Linked DNA regions of Homo sapiens: region 1 is linked to region 2. The links are chromatin loops, found by intact Hi-C in ENCODE. Cell type or tissue: dorsolateral prefrontal cortex. All regions are shown on one strand. Links, peaks and the distances in the headings refer to the core of each region. The heading gives the core; the rest is flanking DNA. Region 1 has its middle 63 kb from the start of ADRB1. Region 2 overlaps LOC124902554 (a long non-coding RNA gene).

Evidence for each region. Peaks named below come from ENCODE experiments on the same cell type or tissue, not always from the same donor. Only the 100,000 strongest peaks of a DNase experiment are listed, where the experiment ranks them.
Region 1: a loop joins it to region 2, with 7 times the contacts of the local background. A loop is called at or near these places in 2 of 110 quality-filtered maps.

The regions. Positions count from the first base shown.
Region 1 is chr10:113,977,140-113,985,474 of GRCh38, reverse strand. No RefSeq gene overlaps it. Among named protein-coding and RNA genes, the nearest start is that of ADRB1, 63 kb to the left of the region's middle. RefSeq lists enhancers at 1,979-2,048, 2,149-2,228. In dorsolateral prefrontal cortex, for the core only: CTCF peaks have their summits at 4,682 and 4,884; a DNase peak (open chromatin) is centred at 6,474; H3K4me3 peaks cover 803 bases; H3K27ac peaks cover 2,170 bases.
Region 2 is chr10:114,063,363-114,071,697 of GRCh38, reverse strand. All of the region lies in intron 1 of LOC124902554 (a long non-coding RNA gene), which reads left to right. Among named protein-coding and RNA genes, the nearest start is that of ADRB1, 24 kb to the right of the region's middle. In dorsolateral prefrontal cortex, for the core only: no CTCF peak of the experiment used is centred there; DNase peaks (open chromatin) are centred at 4,607 and 7,173; H3K27ac peaks cover 3,382 bases.

The sequences.
Region 1 (8,335 bases), core at 65-8,064, 86 kb after region 2:
TTAAGAAGGAAATTCCCAGTGTTCATCTTGGCTGGGGTCAGGAATTGTTCTTGGGCCCTGTGAGGTCAGGCTTTAGCCTTTATGTATCTGCTAGTGGTGCAATGAACTTGCTTACTTTTCAGAAAAAGAAAAAGACACTTAAGTTTCTTCTACTCCCTTCTGATTTCTACAAAAAAAAAAAAAAAAAAGTTCAGTATTAAAATACAAAGACCAGAGCGACCTTTTTCTCAAGCTAATGAAAGGAAAGACGTTCCTTATTCAAATATTTATTAAGGAACTTGGGGTTACCTCTGATCGTTAACATTTTCTAATCAAGGAGCAGTGAAAATAAAAACAAGATTAATTGATGCTGTCTTAGGTTTGCAAGGCTCCAATCTTGGCTGAAGGACAAAGAAAGAATTATAGAAGATCCCCAAGGAATGGTCTCTTCTAAAAAGAAGGAACCTATTTTACAGCCTGAATCTTAGCTGGGAAGCAAGACTCACTTCAACATTGACAATGTCATGTTCCAAGTGAGGCAGAGTAGAGGTCAGAGTTTTCGCTGGCTGAAAACTGATCATTTTCATGCCAAGCTGTTGAATGATTCTGGCCATTTCAATATGGCTGGGTTCCTTGGAGAAGACGCTGAGAAGAGGATTCCTGTGCTAATGATTGATGCAGAAAATCCTCTAGGAGCTTGGGGAGCAGGATAAGGAAGGGGAAGAAGCTAAGCACAGGTTCCATCTCCAGCCAAGTCTCAACCTAGGCTCAACCCCACAGGGGAGCTCTGGAATGTAAATTAAACCTTAGAGTCAGTTCGTACTTGAGGCAGGGGAGCTGGCCTTTCAGCCCCAGGCTGTGGTCAGTCATTGGTTAAGGGTCAACCTGGGCAAGGTGAGCTTCCAGGCGCCCACCCCCACCAGCTGTCTATGAGCATGGGCAAAGTGGCTCGGGTCACCCAGGAGAGTTTTCCTCAAGAAACCAGGTGTTGGGCACACGAGGGAGATTGGTGGTATCTGGGTGTGGCACCATCAATGTCTGCTGCATCGTAAGTTTGACCTGGACAAAATCTTCATGTCTGCGGCTATTCCATTTATCTGCCTTCTAGAGCTCCCCACCGTGAGATCTGGGTTGGGATAGGTAGTGGGAATTTGCTGATTTTGGTTGCCCAATTTCAATTCCCCATTTTAATCATTGTAATTTAATTATTAAAGCAATTTAGCAATATTAAAGTAATAGTAATTTCAGGAAACTCTTCTCTTTCTTGGTCTGTATCTGTTGGCAGAGATGATCAACACAGACCCCGGAGACGGGTGTATATGTCAAATTCTAGGCAATCAGCACATTCCTCTCTCTCTGGCCCAGTGACTGGTTCAGGGATGGTGCCTTGGCCAGCAGTCAGATACAAGGAATTACTCTGGCAGTTTTTAATCAGAAAGGTATTCAACACAAAGCAACAGGTGCTCATGAAATCACTGGAAGGACTGAAGGAGCAGGCTCTGGCTGGGTTTCCTGAAAGATGCCCATTGCCCACCAGTGATCAAACAAGAAGGCAGAGAGTGAGGAGGCCCCCACTAGAACCCCTGTATTCAAGAATACATCCAGTTGCTACAGGCTAGGGTTCTGAAGCTTTTCAACATCTGAGAAGCTAGAGACTGGACACTGAAACAACCGTCCTGGGCCAGGAGCCACAGCAAGAAAAGAGTGCCTCTCTCACGGCTGTCTTTCAAATCTCACCCTACCACATCCTGTGGCTGGGACCTGATGTGCTTGCAGAACCCCAGCTTAGAGGGAGGCTGTGGATGTATATTTCAGTTTTCCAGCCTTTGCAGTATACGGAAGCCCCAGAAGGAGGTCAGAGTGGGCTCTGTGGGCCAGCTCACCATGTCCCCTACCCTAGATGGGCACATAGCCCAACTCAAGCTACAGGGGTCAGGGCAGGACTTTGGTCTGGCTAACGAGGGGAAGGGAAGCCCTCTTTGTTTCCTGCTGGATGTGAACATGAGAGGAAGTAGGTTTGGAGCTGCTGGAAGCCATCTTGACATCATATAAGGTCTAAGAATGAGACTAGTACGTAGCAGAGGACAGAACCAGTTTGAGAGACCTACAGAGGCAAAGAGAGGGGAGGTGACTTATTTCAGATCATCTAACGGTGTGGGCGGAGGTGGATCTAGAACACCAATTGCCTGACTCCCAGGCTATGCCTTTCCCCACCATGCAGCCCCTGCCTCTGCTTAGAACCTGTGGTCGCTTTGCTCTGGTCAGCAGCACTCCTAGCAGCCACGGAAGGGTTTCAGAATCCCTCTTTATTAAATAAAGTAGCTGACTGATCTGACCCCTCCCAGCAAGTGGAGCTGCCTGTAGATGGGGCCTTAGCAGAAAAGCGCTCAGAACACATTTTTGCAGCAGACCTGGTGGAGCTAGGGTGTGTATGAATAACTTATAGCTGGAGCCTGCCCCGAGGAGCTCAGCACTAGCTTTGAAAACACCCTAGGGGTTCTCTCCGAGTGGCACAGTGAAATGTGGCCACACCGGTTCAGGCTATTTTAAGCTTCAGAAACCAAGAGAGGTGAGGGGGGGTGAACCAGTGGGCTCTGAGGGCAGTTGAGTTCCAGGCAGCTTTCTCTGTGCCTCCAAGGTCATCTTGGGCCCTTCCCCTGTCACTGGGACCTTGCCTTCCTCTTCTCTCTTCCTTCTGAAAGGATGGGAAGGAAGGGCCCTTCTGACTTCAGGGGGCTGAGCCAAGAAGGAGCCAGAGTGGGAGGGGCTGGAGCACCTGGTCCTGTGGACTCAGTTCAGGCAGTGAAAAGGCAAAAGCATTGCCAGCCAGATCCTGAGCAATATCTTCACACTTATTTATTATATTTATCTTATTGAATCCCCTTAATAATTCTTTGAGGTAGGTAAAACCATTCTCTCCATCTGTCACAGGAAAAAATAGAGGTGCAGAGAAAGTAAGTAGCCTGCCCAAGGTCATACAGCACAGCTGGGGTTTCAAACCAGGTGGGTCCAAACTCCTAACTACTATGCTGTGTGGCCTCAAAACCCAACAATAATCAGAGCTAACTTCACTACATATACACTACTTCCTATTCCTCCCAACTGCTCTAGAAGTTCCATGGCATAAGCCCCAATCTTCAGATTAGGAAACTGAAGCTCAAAGAGCTTAGAAAGTCTGCCCAAGGACATACAAGTGAAACACAGCCGCAGTTCCAGGACTTGAACCCACTTCTCTCGCCATGGCCTGGGTTCTTACTGTTGTATTGTGAACAGATTTTTAGTGTTCTGAAACAATTTCACATCTTTTCATAGGACACCAACTTCAATCCCCTCTTCATTTTACACTGCAGAAACTAAGGTTCTAAAAGTTTAGATGGCTTGTCCAAGGTCACACAACTAATGGCTAGATGGGCTAGAACCCAGACTATGGACTTTTCAGCAGTGTGTTAACAAACTTTTCTTTCCCATGGATTTACATTAGAATTTCAGGGATATTTTATCTTCCTTTCTAGCTAATCTTCATTTCACAGTGGCTTCCACGACTTTGGCTTTGGGTTTCTCTGTATGTTTGCCTTATCCTCTGTCAAATAGTTAATGATCTGTAATGCACAAAGAGGAGACTGAGGTAGGGTACCTGTAATTGCAGCAGATATTTCTATTAGGAATATCCTCCTTTTCAAAACCTGGACCTTCCTGTAATACAGTGTTGACACCAGAATCCTTTGCCACTGAACCACACTGTAATACATAGGCCCCACCATTGTGTCACTCATAATCCTTTGCCACTGAACTACACTGTAATACGTAGGCCCCACCATTGTGTCACCCATAATCCTTTGCTACTAAACTACACTGTAATATTATACAGGCCACACCATTGTGTCACCCATAATCCTTTGCCACTGAACTACATTGTAATACACTGGCCCCACCATTATGCCACTCATAATCCTTTGCCACTGAACCACACTGTAATATGTAGGCCCCACCATTATGTCACCCATAATCCTTTGCCAATGAAGTCCTAAGCACAGCTGCACTAAGACACAACAAATTCTGGTAGGTACTGCTTTATACTTTCCTTGTAGACACTTGTTTGGGGCCTGGAAAGGGTAAAGCAGTGAGAGAGACAAAAAGCCAAAAGGGGGAACCAATAGACACTCGATGTGACTTGCTTTTTCTTGAGTACTTTAGATGATACCATTTTAAATATGGTCACAAGGATGGCCAGAAGTCACATTTTCATTCCTTGATTTACCCTCATCCTTTCAGTAAATCAACAAATATTCATTAAAGCTTCTCTCTGTGCCAAGCACTATCAAAGCCAGGCACTGAGGGTACAGCAATGATCAAATTGGGTCTGTCCTCTTGGAGTGCACAGTCTACTGAGAGAGACAAAAATGTGGATTCCCAGCTCCACAGCTGTGTGCTATCACAAGGACAGGGTCAGTGAAGAACAAAGTATGTGGCCATTGGCTCCTGCTTGGGTGGGAAGCGTGCTATGCTTGAACTTTATGGAGGCCCAGGAGGTGGCCCAGCAGCTCCTCAATGGTGGGTGGGTGGTGGTGGGTGGAGGGGCATTTCAGGCAAAGGGAATGTTACATGAAGGCCTGTGGCTGGAATAAGCTATGAGGGTGGAGGATGGATAGGTGGGTGAGGAAACTGCAAGAAGCTGAGTATTTCTGGAGAGAAAGGATCTGGAGGGAAACTGGGGAGAGTGGTTGCAGAGGGAAGGATGGGGTTGAAGAACATGGCAGGTTGGGGTTTGGAAAGTCCTGGGTATGGAAACGAATTGATATTGTCTTTTGGGGCAGTGATGAGCATTGAAGAGGGTAAACAGGAATGTGGCACTACCACCTTTGTATTTTGGAAAGCTCCCTCTGGCTGTGGGTGGAGGATGAGCAGGACAATGAGTGAGACCAGCAACTGGGAAGCCATTTGGAAAGGATGTCAATGACCAGAAAGAGGAGTGAAATGGCACCAAGTGCCTCCACTAGAACAGAGAGGTGGAGACAGGGACAACGTGAGGCATGAATTGAGATATTTAAGGGGAAACCAAGAAAGGCATTCAGAATAAGTGCCAAACTTTTGAACTAGGTATTTGGGTGGCATGCACGCTATAAAAGGGAGAGAAGCTTTCTGAAAATACTAAAAAAAATAATATAAATGATTATACTATACAGGAAGTTAGGAAAAGAGAGAAAAAAATACCCACCACCAACCCTATCACTGCAGCACAACCAGTATGCCTGTTTTGATTTATTTCCTACCAATAGTTCTCGCTAGTTTGTAACCCAAAATTAATTTCTTAGGTGGCTCTTTTTCTTCAATATTGGATGGTTAATGGGAAACACTGTCTGCTCCTTGAAGCCCAGGAAAGACTCACTTTTTGACTTATTGCTGGAGGCTCCATTCCCGTTTGTTATTCTGAGAAAGGCCAGATTTCTTGCATATCTAAGAGCCAGTCACTTTGACCCAGGACTTGATGGCAAAGATTTTACAGTTTCGTTTGTTCTATAGCTTGGTGCATCCAATTACTTGTTCCCTTCTACCTCCCCATGGGCCATAAAAATGATCAAGTAGATGGAACACCTTATACCTTTGTGTCCTGGAAAATTCAGCCTGGGGTGTCAAGAAATGACAATATTCAAATCAATCCTTACGGTGGCCTGTGAGGCCCACTTCTTGGAGAAGTTGGAAAATCGGTTTTTCATTTAGTACTCTGGCGTTTTCACTGCCAGGATCGTCTCTGAGCACAGTTCAGCTTCCTGCCTTGCTCCACAAGGAGTGTCCAGCCTGGAAAATAAATGGTAATTGATGAGAGGCCTACAGAAAATTTGCCCTGGCTCTGGCTGGCTCTAGTGGGTCAGAACAATTCGCTATTGGCAAGCTCTGAGCTTTTCATAGGCATGGAGAGAAAGCCGAAGCCTTCTTTGGGGGAGGTATTATGCAGAATGTCAGCAGCCTTGGCTTTTAATAAAAGGCCTCAGGGGACACCAGACCGTGCCCTAATTCTGGGTTATCAGGCCTGAGGGTGATCTTAGGCAAAGTAGACATTTGATGGAGAGAAGCAAGTCGGGAAGAAGAGCCAAAAATCAGTTTGCTAAATGGGAGTGCAGTTTTAATGGAGCTTTGGCAAACATAAGGCCAGTGGATTCATTCCTTGGATTCTCCCTTTCCTCTGCGGCTACGAGGAGACTTCCGTCTCCTGGATCTCATCTGCTGGGAAGCAAAGTGGTGATCAATGAATTCAGGGCAGGAGGGAGATGAAAAGTAGCAGATGGACAGTGAGGAATTGGGAAAACGCTGATGACCAAAAGCAGGCGCTGGAACAGTCTTTATCTCTCACATGCCCTTGTTCAGGGTGAGCCGGATGGCATCCAATGCTATGTTCTCTGGGGTTTTGCCCAGGCTAATTTTACATGACAATGGCTGCTCTATGCTCTTTCATGGAGCATTGGAATGGCTTTGCATGTCCCATGTGGCCTGGCGGCCAGAGCTGGAAAAGGCTCCCTCTTGGACTTCCGGCTCAGCCCAGCAACCCGGCGAGGGACACAGGCTGAGTTACCCAGGAGGCCAGACGAGCATTTCCCCTGGCCGTCCCCACTGCTCTTACAGAAGGGAGCTTTCACCAGTCACATGCAGGGCTGTCCAGAGCACAGTGGGTCACTGTCCCTGACCACTGGGCTTTTTCAAGCTGGATAAAATGAACTTGGACTTTTCACTCCACTAGGTCACGAGAGATTTTGCAAGACAGTGTGTCACAGTGTTTGCGTGGCTTCCCGTGGGCCTCGCTTTTCACATTTTGTCCACGTGAAAATGCCTGGTGCAGCCCGAGAAAGAAAGTCGCCTGGAAGCCCCTGCCAGGTGGGGCCCAACCAGCAAGAGTAGAAACTTAGTAGTCAGCAAAGCTGCAAAGTGGGTTTGAAATTTACTGATCTCTTTAAGGCTATATGAAGAAAATCAAAAGGCTTTTTTTTAAAAAAAATAGAATTGAAAGGAAACCACTGATAAAGGAATTGAGACAAACAAGGAAAAATGTAAGCACTCTGTTCTTTTGAGAGCCTTAAAGGCAGCGAACGGGGAAATGCCACAAGCTGTGACCCATGGTGAGCACACTTCTCAGGTGTCTCATTTCCATGTGCATACAAAGGGGAGATTCTTGTTTCCAAGTGGCCTTCATAAAAAGATATAACTTAGTGAGGGAAATAAGTTATAATTACCATCATTATTATTTGGTTTGTTCTTTCAATCAAAGTAGCTCTTAAATAGAGTAGTCTAGTGCAACTTGTTCTCTTAGGTCCACATGCAGCCAAGAAGGCCTGCACAGCCCCACATTCACACCTAGGGTATGAGTCTGGGCTCGACACTCCCCATAAGGAAGTCAATCTCTTATTAACCCCATCGGGACCCTCCACTTACAAGGCTCGTAGGCTTCCTTTGTTTAAGTGTGTGGTTCCCGATCTCAGAGACAGAGCCAAGTAGAACCTTCCTAATTCTTTGGGGAGCAAGTGATAGAAGCCAAATTTAAACTACCCTATAAGCCCAGAGAAAGGATGGGAAAGGGGCTTGAAATTGATTAGGTCATGTGGCTGGGAAGAGGGAACCCCCAAAGGAAAAAAATATTCCCAGAAGAATGGGAAAGAGGAGTGAGGTGGGCAGAAATAACATGTGTCCCCCTGAACCTCTGCCGTGGCACCCAGAAGAGACAGTAGCATTGGCTTCCTTCCCCTCCTTCACCCTCACAGATGCCTACTGCTTTTCTCTTGTCACTGGGTCATCGCCTACCAGGGGACTCTTCCTTCATCTCAACCCATCTTTTCCCACTTTGAGCACATGGCACATATCCCAGGGAAGGTCCTATTTGCATATTTCAGGCAGATCAAGGATCAGAAAATAGCTTTGGACTCCTACTGACCCAAGAGTGCTGAACTGAAAGGATTCTACAGTGTTAAAATCTTGCATCAAGGTTGAAGTTGGTGTAGCGAGGAGAGATGAAAGTTCTTCGTTTTCTATCTCGGTAAATTGCCAATTGACAAGATTCCAAGGAGTGGGCTTTTGACTATGTTCAATTTGCACTGCTTCGAATCATCCAAAAGCCAATATTGATGGCTCATTGTGCTGACTAAGGTAAAGGATGGAAGAGGAGACTAAGTGTTTTGGTTTGTCTCTTGATTGTGTTGGAAAAGGGATCTACTTGAGTGATCTCAGTTAATGATTCGATTCTTATGCTACAACTTCATGGAGATTCAACAATAGGGCTGCATGGGCACTGGGCATCGTGAAGAATGCAGATGGGAAATGGTTTTCGATTTATGTTGGGCATGTCAATAGTATGTTTCTTTCTCTTCATACC
Region 2 (8,335 bases), core at 45-8,044:
CCTCCCATCCTCTCTAAGCTCCTCGGCCTCAAGCAAGGGTGGAAGAAGCCCACTGAAAACCACTCAAATATAGAAAATACCCTCCATTTTTCCAATGACCTATGTGCCACCTTTATTGACTTCCACTGACATACCCATGGCCTTCGTCAGAAGTTAGGGGACAAAATAAAAAGTGCATCATAGAAAGAATTGCAAATGTTACCTTAGAAGGACAAGCTTAAAGTTCAGTGCCTACAGACACCCATTCCCTCTGCTCAGTTTGAGCAGTTCCCTCTCTGGTATAATCCCACAGAGGTCAAGTTTATCGAAACTGGGGTGTCTTGTTCCCTCCAAAGTGGATGACACCCTTCAGATGTTTTCTTGAAGTGAGATGGGGAAGTCTGCCCACTAAGTTCCAGCGCTCACGAAATTTGAAAATGATAAAGTGATGTGTTGGAATTCAAGCTTGCAAATCCACATCTACATGTGACTCCTTATTAATAGATAATGCTGGAAGGACTGTGGCTGCAAAGTACATGTTTTGGAAATTATGTAAATATGTGTATTTATACAATGGATTATGAAAACCTTTGAAAAACAAATTGGGGTATTTACATCACAGACCTTGAGACTCCAAAAAAGTTGTTATGCTCTTTTATGTCAACTTCTGTTCACCAGCATGAGGTCTTTTAAAAAATATTGCCTAGGCAATGAAATAATGAGAGGAAACCACAGGAAAAAAATGAAAAACGTTAATGAGCCCTCCCTTCCGACCATTACTTTGCATGCTTTAAGGGGTGGAAAAAGAGTATCTTTCAGTGCAGGGAAGTTACAAACTGTGGTCAGAAATGAAAAGAGAAAGCAAGTAAGCCTTAATATAAGTCAGCTGAAACTCCATAAGAAAAGAACTACCAAGGCTGGCGGATCACTTGAGGTCAGGAGTTCGAGACTAGCCTGGCCAACATGGTGAAACCCTGTCTCTACTAAAAATACAAAAATTGCATCGTGGCAGGCACCTGTAATCCCAACTACTTGGGAGGCTGAGGCAGGAGAATCGCTTGAACTGGGAAGGTGGAGGTTGCAGTGAGCCAAGATCGTGCCACTGCACTCCAGCCTGGGTGACAGAGTGAGACTCCATCTCAAAAGAAAAAAAAAGAAAAAGAAAAGAACTGGAGCATTTACTTTTTTCTACTTGAATGAACTTTGTAGCCTGAGGGAGGGATGAAATGATTTAATTCTGGGAAAGAAAAAAAATGTGCTTTTCATCTTCAAAGCACTTTTATTTCAATAAAATAGCTCCATAACAAACATATCAAGGCTGATTAGTACTCACTGCAATTTTAAAAAATGTTGTGCTTCTTAATTTGATTTTTTAATTTGATCAATCAGAGATCCTCATGATACTCTGTGAGGTGCAGTTAATGTCTTCCTTTTGTCCATAATACTCATCACCTGAATCTTTTATTACCTAATAGGAACATTTGCCCTGTGGGAATCATCTTTTTTAAAGTTCTCAAAACTAGTGGTCTCCATATGATGTAGAAAAATGGATTTCAAAATGGATTGGCTGAAAAATAGCAAGTTGTAGATTCATGCCTATACTATGATGTGGCTATGGATTAATATCTACAATATGCTAAAAGTAATAATTAATTTTAAAAATAATAAGACAAAGCCAGGTGCAGTGGCTCACACCGGTAATCCTAAAGCTTTGAGAGGCTAAGGTGGGTGGATGGTTTGAGCTCAGAAGTTTGAGATCAACCTGGGCAACATAGTGAGACCCTGTCTCTACAAAAGATACAAAAAATTAGCCAGTCGGGGGTGTGTGCCTGTAGTCCCAGCGACTTGGGAAGCTGGGGTGGGAGGGTCGCTTGAGCTGGGGAGGTGGAGGTTGGAGTGAGTGATGATCCAGCCACTGCACTCCAGCCCGGGGGACACAGCAAGACCCTGTCTCAAAAAAAAAAAACAAACAAATTAGTAACAAGACAATATTCTATGATGTATCCATGTGTATGTGTGTATAGTGCATATATACACACACATATATATATATATTAACAGGTATGACAACTTGGTAAAGGAAACCTACTGAATTCATGATAGAGACTGGCTCTGGGGAGGAAAAAAGGAGACTAGTACAGGGTAAGAAACCAAGGAGCTTCAACTTGTCTTTATTTTTTAAAATACATTTAGGGCCGGGCGTGGTGGCTCATGCCTGTAATCCCAGCACTTTGGGAGGCTAAGGCGGGTACATCATGAGGTCAGGAGTTCGAGACCAGCCTGGCCAATACGGTGAAACCCCGTCTCTACTAAAAATACAAAAATTAGCCGGGCGTGGTGGCACATGCCTGTAGTCCCAGCTACTCGGGAGGCTGAGGTAAGAGAATTGCTTGAACCCGGGAGGCAGAGGTTGCAGTGAGCCGAGATCATGCCACTGGTTCCAGCCTGGGCGACAGAGACAGACTCCATCTCAACAAACTAAAATAACAACAACAACAACAAAAACATAAACAACAACAACAACAACAAAAAACATTTAAAAGCTCTGAAGTGAATATGGCCAAATGTCAATATTAATCAACTCCAGTAGGTGGCAGGTATATAGATATCTGTTTCTAATTATGGTTACTTTTCTGTTCTCTTCACTTTTCTGTTTAACAAAATGTAAAATGTTAAGGAAAAGGAAAACCTAGTTGAGTTCAACAGAACCAAATGATGGATGGGTGGAACCATGAATGAAGTAGCTGTTATTGGAAGGAAACAATCATAAACTCCAATGTTCAAAAATAAAATCTGATGTTCCTTTGTTTAATTCTTGGATGAAAATGAACCATCCATCGAACAGAAACCTCCTGATGCTGCTGTTGGTAACGTCTGGTTGTCACCAGCCACGGACCTTGTTTTCTTTTCATCACTGTCATGTTTCTTCTCCCTCTTTGGGGATCTGTCTTCCATGTGTTTTCTATAAAATCAGCATAACAGTTCCTAGTGAAAAAATATTTTACTGCACATGTGTAAGATTTGGGAGTATAGACTAAAGGCAGGCAAATTACAAGTAAGTTTCTGCCATGCTGTCGTTTCACCTTGATTCAGCTTAATTTGCCAATGAGGCCTTTATTCTGACATCAGATTTCTCTCTCTTGTTCCTGTCGGCAGCCTGAGCCAGGACTGTCTTAATTTGCTTGGTCACCGGGCATGTGGGAGCTTGCGTTCTGTCAAGAGCTGACACCAAACAGTTATTGGGCACTCCAAGATTTAATTCCTCCCTAGTCTCCCACTCACAGCAATCTACCTGATTCAACTTCCTCTGTTTTCCAAGCTCTTGTGGCTAGGACAGATTCTCTTAGCCTCTCAGCTACTGCTCCTCATTTTTGAGATCTGTCTTTTGCGGCTGCCAGCTGATGTCTTTATTCTGTGCTGGTCATTTTTCCAGCCCTGCAATTTGAAATTACTCATCTGATTTCATGGGTGGCTGGCAAAGGGATCTGTCAAATCTGCATACATTTAGGGGAAACTGAAAATGAAACTACATGCTGGAATTTTTTAAAGTATAGACTTTTCTATAGAGAAAAGAAAAATGTAGAAATACAGGGCAGGGGAGGTAGATATCTGTAGCTACTGGGTGACCCCCCGCCCCCCAAAATCAGTTTCTAGTTCTCCATGCTACCAATACATTTTAATCTATTTTTTAAAAAGTCATTTTGCCTTAGCTCACACCTGTAATCCCAGCACTTTGCGGGGCAGTGGTGGGTTGATTGCTTGAGTCCGGGAGTTTGAGACCCGCCTGGGCAACATGGCGAAACTCCATCTCTACAAAAAATACAAACATTAGCTGGGCATGGTGGCACACACCTGTAGTCCCAGCTACTCGGTGGGGCTGAGGTGGGAGGATCGCTTGATCCCAGGAGGTTGAGGCTGCAGTAAGCTGAGATCCTTCCACTGCACTGCAGCCTAGGTGACAGAGTGAGACCCTGCCTCAAAAAAAAGGCTGGGCATGGTGGCTCATGCCTGTAATCCCAGCACTTTGGGGAGGCCAAGGTGGGCAGATCACCTGAGGTCAGGAGTTCGAGACCAGCCTGGCTAACATGGTGAAACCCTGTTTCTACAAAAATTACAAAAAAATTAGCCAGGTGTGGTGGCAGGCGCCTGTAATCCCAGCTACTTAGGGGGCTGAGGCAGGAGAATCGCTTGAACCCGGGAGGCAGAGGTTACGGAGAGCCAAGATTGTGCCATTGCACTCCAGCCTGGGCAACAAGAGCGAAACTCTGTCTCAAAAAAAAAAAAAAAAAAAGTTATTTTCCCTCATTCTTTCTCGGGTTTGTTAAAATATCCCAGTAGTGTGGTTTGGCAGAAAGAGCATCAGAGCGTAGGCTTTGGAGCCTCCCTGGCCTGCATTCAAGCTCTGCCCATTTGGTCTTTCTAGGCCTCGGACTCCTCACACAGAGATGAAAATAATAACACTGGCATCTCTCTTTATAAATAGCGTTTTTCAAAATCTCTAATCCTCACAAACTACCAACCTATCACTCAGAATCTGTCCATACCACCCAGCAAAAATAATCACCAACAAGTGATGTTCATCCTGAACGGCCCCGACGGGACAGAGGACATGCAAAATACCAGCCTCCGGGGCCTGAGCGCAGCTGCTCTGGAACACAGACTGCTTTTGAAGTGAACAATGCAAGCGCGAGATTGATGTTTGGACAGGCTGACTGTGAAGGCCCTTCCCTCTCTGGGATTCCATGATTCTATGAATATAAATTGTTTTCTAGAAAGAAATTAATGTGTCAAGTTAAATCTGCACCCATTTATACAGAGCCACAAGACTTGACAGAAGTTCCAGTTAGTTTACTGACTTGTTTAAAAAAAACACACACACAGAAAAAACAGGTCTTGCAGCAACTGAGGTTGGACTGCTCCATGGAAAAACTTATCTGTAGCACTACAAACTGCAGAAGAATTTAGAAGGCCTCTGTGCACCGTCCTCAGCCGGTTGCACTTGTCTTCCCTTCTTCAAAATCTCATGTTGGCCATCAAGTTGATGAAGTATTTTCTCCAGGAGACCTTGAGAATTCTTTCTGTGTCATCAGGGCTCCGAACAGATGCATTTCACGGGGAGAAAGGGAACGTTATTGTTATTTGGATTCCAAAAGTGAAATCCTAAGAACAGTATCATCACACAGAATGCATTTTTGAAATAACATTTAAGGAGCGAGTAGGTGCTGGGAAAATAACTTTTATTTACAATGAGAAGTACTATCTGTGGCTAATAACTGCATATTTAATAGTAACTGCATTTCTTATTAAATATTTCAAAGATATTAAAAGAGCTTCAAATAAAAAAAAAATCTAAATGCCAGAAAGAAAAAAATCCTGATCAGTGTCTTTATTGTGATGTCACAGCTTCTCACAGAAAATTATGGACTTTGAATTTTAACTGAGAAAATAGTAGCTCACTTGATATTGTAGGTGTGTGACCAAAACATGATTATACAACATACTTCCATCAATTGAACCATATTGTGCACATTTTCACACTTGATTACATATAATATAATATCATATTTACCTCTATTCTTTGGAGTACAATCAGACTGTAAGTTCTTTGGAAATGTTTTGGTACTTTAGTATTCAGCAAAGGCATATGATGGGCCTCAATAAACACTTAACAATTAGCATTTCAGAGATGTTTTATATTCATTTCTGAGTGATTGTCAATTAGAGGGACTCTCTTCCTCTGTCCTCCAGGTGATTATTAATGATGCAGAATCCAATTTACCAGGGGCTACTATTTAAAGATCTTCTGCTCTAGTGAACTTAATAGTCTCCCATGTCCTAGGGCTCTGTAGATTTGAAAATTTGAATTTCCCTAAATCAAAGGAAATAGTGGAAAAATACTATGAAGGTAAGACCAAGGAAATGGGTAGGGTATAGCTCAGGAAGAAAAGCACATATTCTATCATGCATGAGAAAAGAAAAGGAGTCACGGGCCTGGGTAAAAACAAGCTATTAAAGTTAAAAATATGACCTTTGGTGGACGTATACACAGATGTATCCTTGGATCTTGCATCTTTGTGCATCTTGAGCATTGACAATTTACTCAGGGCATCGTGGCAGAGTGTTGAATCAGACAGAATGAGGCCACGGAACAAATTGCAACCTTCACTCCCCAACTGGAGGATGATTTAGAGAGCTCTGTCTTGACCAGAACCCAGGCTGCCACCACCCTCCTGGCCAAGTGTGGCTTGAATCAGAGAGTCTAGCAGTGGGGTGGAGAGGTGGTGCTTCTGCTTCAGTTTTCGTAAAAGGGCATTTCGTGTCACAGGTAGGAGAAAGAATGGAGTGGTTAAGAGGGTGGGCTCTATGGAAAGTGCCTGGGTTCCTGAAGTCCTATACAGCCATTTCCCAGCTCTGTCTTCTTGGGCAAGTTATTTGACCTTCTTTAAGCCTCAGTTTCCTCATCAGTAAAATGTGACAACACAGTACTTGCCTCACAGTGTTCTCTTAGGTCAAGTGATGTAATGCCTAAAAGCAGTTTGGGTGGTGCTAAATAAAAGAGGAAAAATTAGCTATGGTTTCAAAGCACTCTCCTGAGTTATGCATCATTCTTGAGACGTTATCTTATTTTTCCAATTCCTACTCTAGGACAGGTCCTCCCCCTCCACCAAAAGAGCATTGCTCTCATTTATTAATGTGAGCAGGATGTCCACAGGACATAATTTCCTGAAGGTCAGTAGAACTGCTTCTGTTAACAGCAATCACCCTCCAACTCTGCCTGATTTGCCACTGACTATGGCCCTTCCAAAGTGGAGGTTTAGTAATGAGTTCAGATGTGATTAACGTCTCCTGCTGTTGCTTGCTCTTCCCATTGTTTATGGCTTTCTGTTGCCTAATGGCTACATGTCTGGGACTCCTATTTTTAACAAACATTTAAAACCTGACAGATGACAGCTCTTAGGTTATAATTGTTTGTTAAAAATAGGATTCTCAACAGGCAGCTGTTAAATACAGAAGAGAGACTGAGTTATTAGGGAAGGTCACTGACAATAGTGATTGTTTTGACATGGACTGGAAAGTGATATAACAGAGAGCAACAGAAAATGCCAGGTCAACACCAGTGCTCTCAATCAAGAGAACTAAGGGCCGTCCATTATGCAACAGGCAGATATGGCAGAGGCGGTGCCAAGAATTTGCTTCGATCTGCCTGTACCCTGTTCTGAGACTGAGTGACCTTCTTGGAAGTGGGTGAATTTGCCCTGCTATTTCTGGCAGCAGTTCCGGTTCTCAGGCTCTTTATTCTACCAGTTGCACTTCTAAAGTAAGAAATATGTTGTCTGCTTGATACCAAGGCCCTGGTGCCAAACACATTCTTTCGATGATGTAGGGGAAAGTCCTGCATAAATTGGGCATATGAGGACAACAGGCTGAAACTCTGAAGAAGGAGAGCATGACCTTTTCCTAGCTATTTCTGGGCAACTCACCTGAGCTAATGCATCATCTTTTCCTAGGAGGAGAAAGAATGTGAACACACACACATACACCACTCACACACACACACCACTTATATGGATACACATGCATACATATTTAATAATACTGGAATCTGTATTTTTCTTATCTGTTATTAAGCTATTAAGGTTTAAAATGTGATCTTCAGTGGACGTATGCAGATGTATCCTTGGATCTTGCATCTTTGTGCATCTTGAGCATTTACAATTACTCAGGGCATCATGGCAGTGTTGAGTTAGAGACAATGAGGCCATTATTATATTCATATGATGTCTAAATTGGCTATCCAAAAGAGATATTTATCCTTCAACATGTAAAAAAGACTTGTCATTTTGAAAACCAGCCCAAGGAAAACTGTAGAAATGACTGTTCTCTTCCCCATCATTTGTCTTCTCCTCATCGTTATTTTCCTACTTATTTTGGGGTGTTTTTGGTGTATTAGATCGTTTTCGCATTTAACTTCTAACCTGAAGTTAAAAGTGAAAAGTCCCTCCAACAAGTCCCTTGTTCTCTAACCCTTCCCTGAGGCACAAATCTATTTTCCTAGGTGCTTGGTGGCCATCTCTCCCCGCATCCCCACAGATGCAAGAGTCTTAAACCACACATCCGTTTACTGTGAACTTCCCCAAACTGCTCCTCCACCTGTCTCCCATTTTGAAGTTGATGGCCTTCTCTTGCCGTCTTCTTTAGTTCTTTTTCCACCCATCCATCTCCCCTGTGACCGGGGATTGCTTGTGAAAAAAACTCCAATCTGACCCAGTTATTCTTGTACTTAAAATCTTCAGTGACTCTCTTCCCTATAGAATGAAGTCCAAAATTCTTATTAAGATATATAAACTCCTTCCCA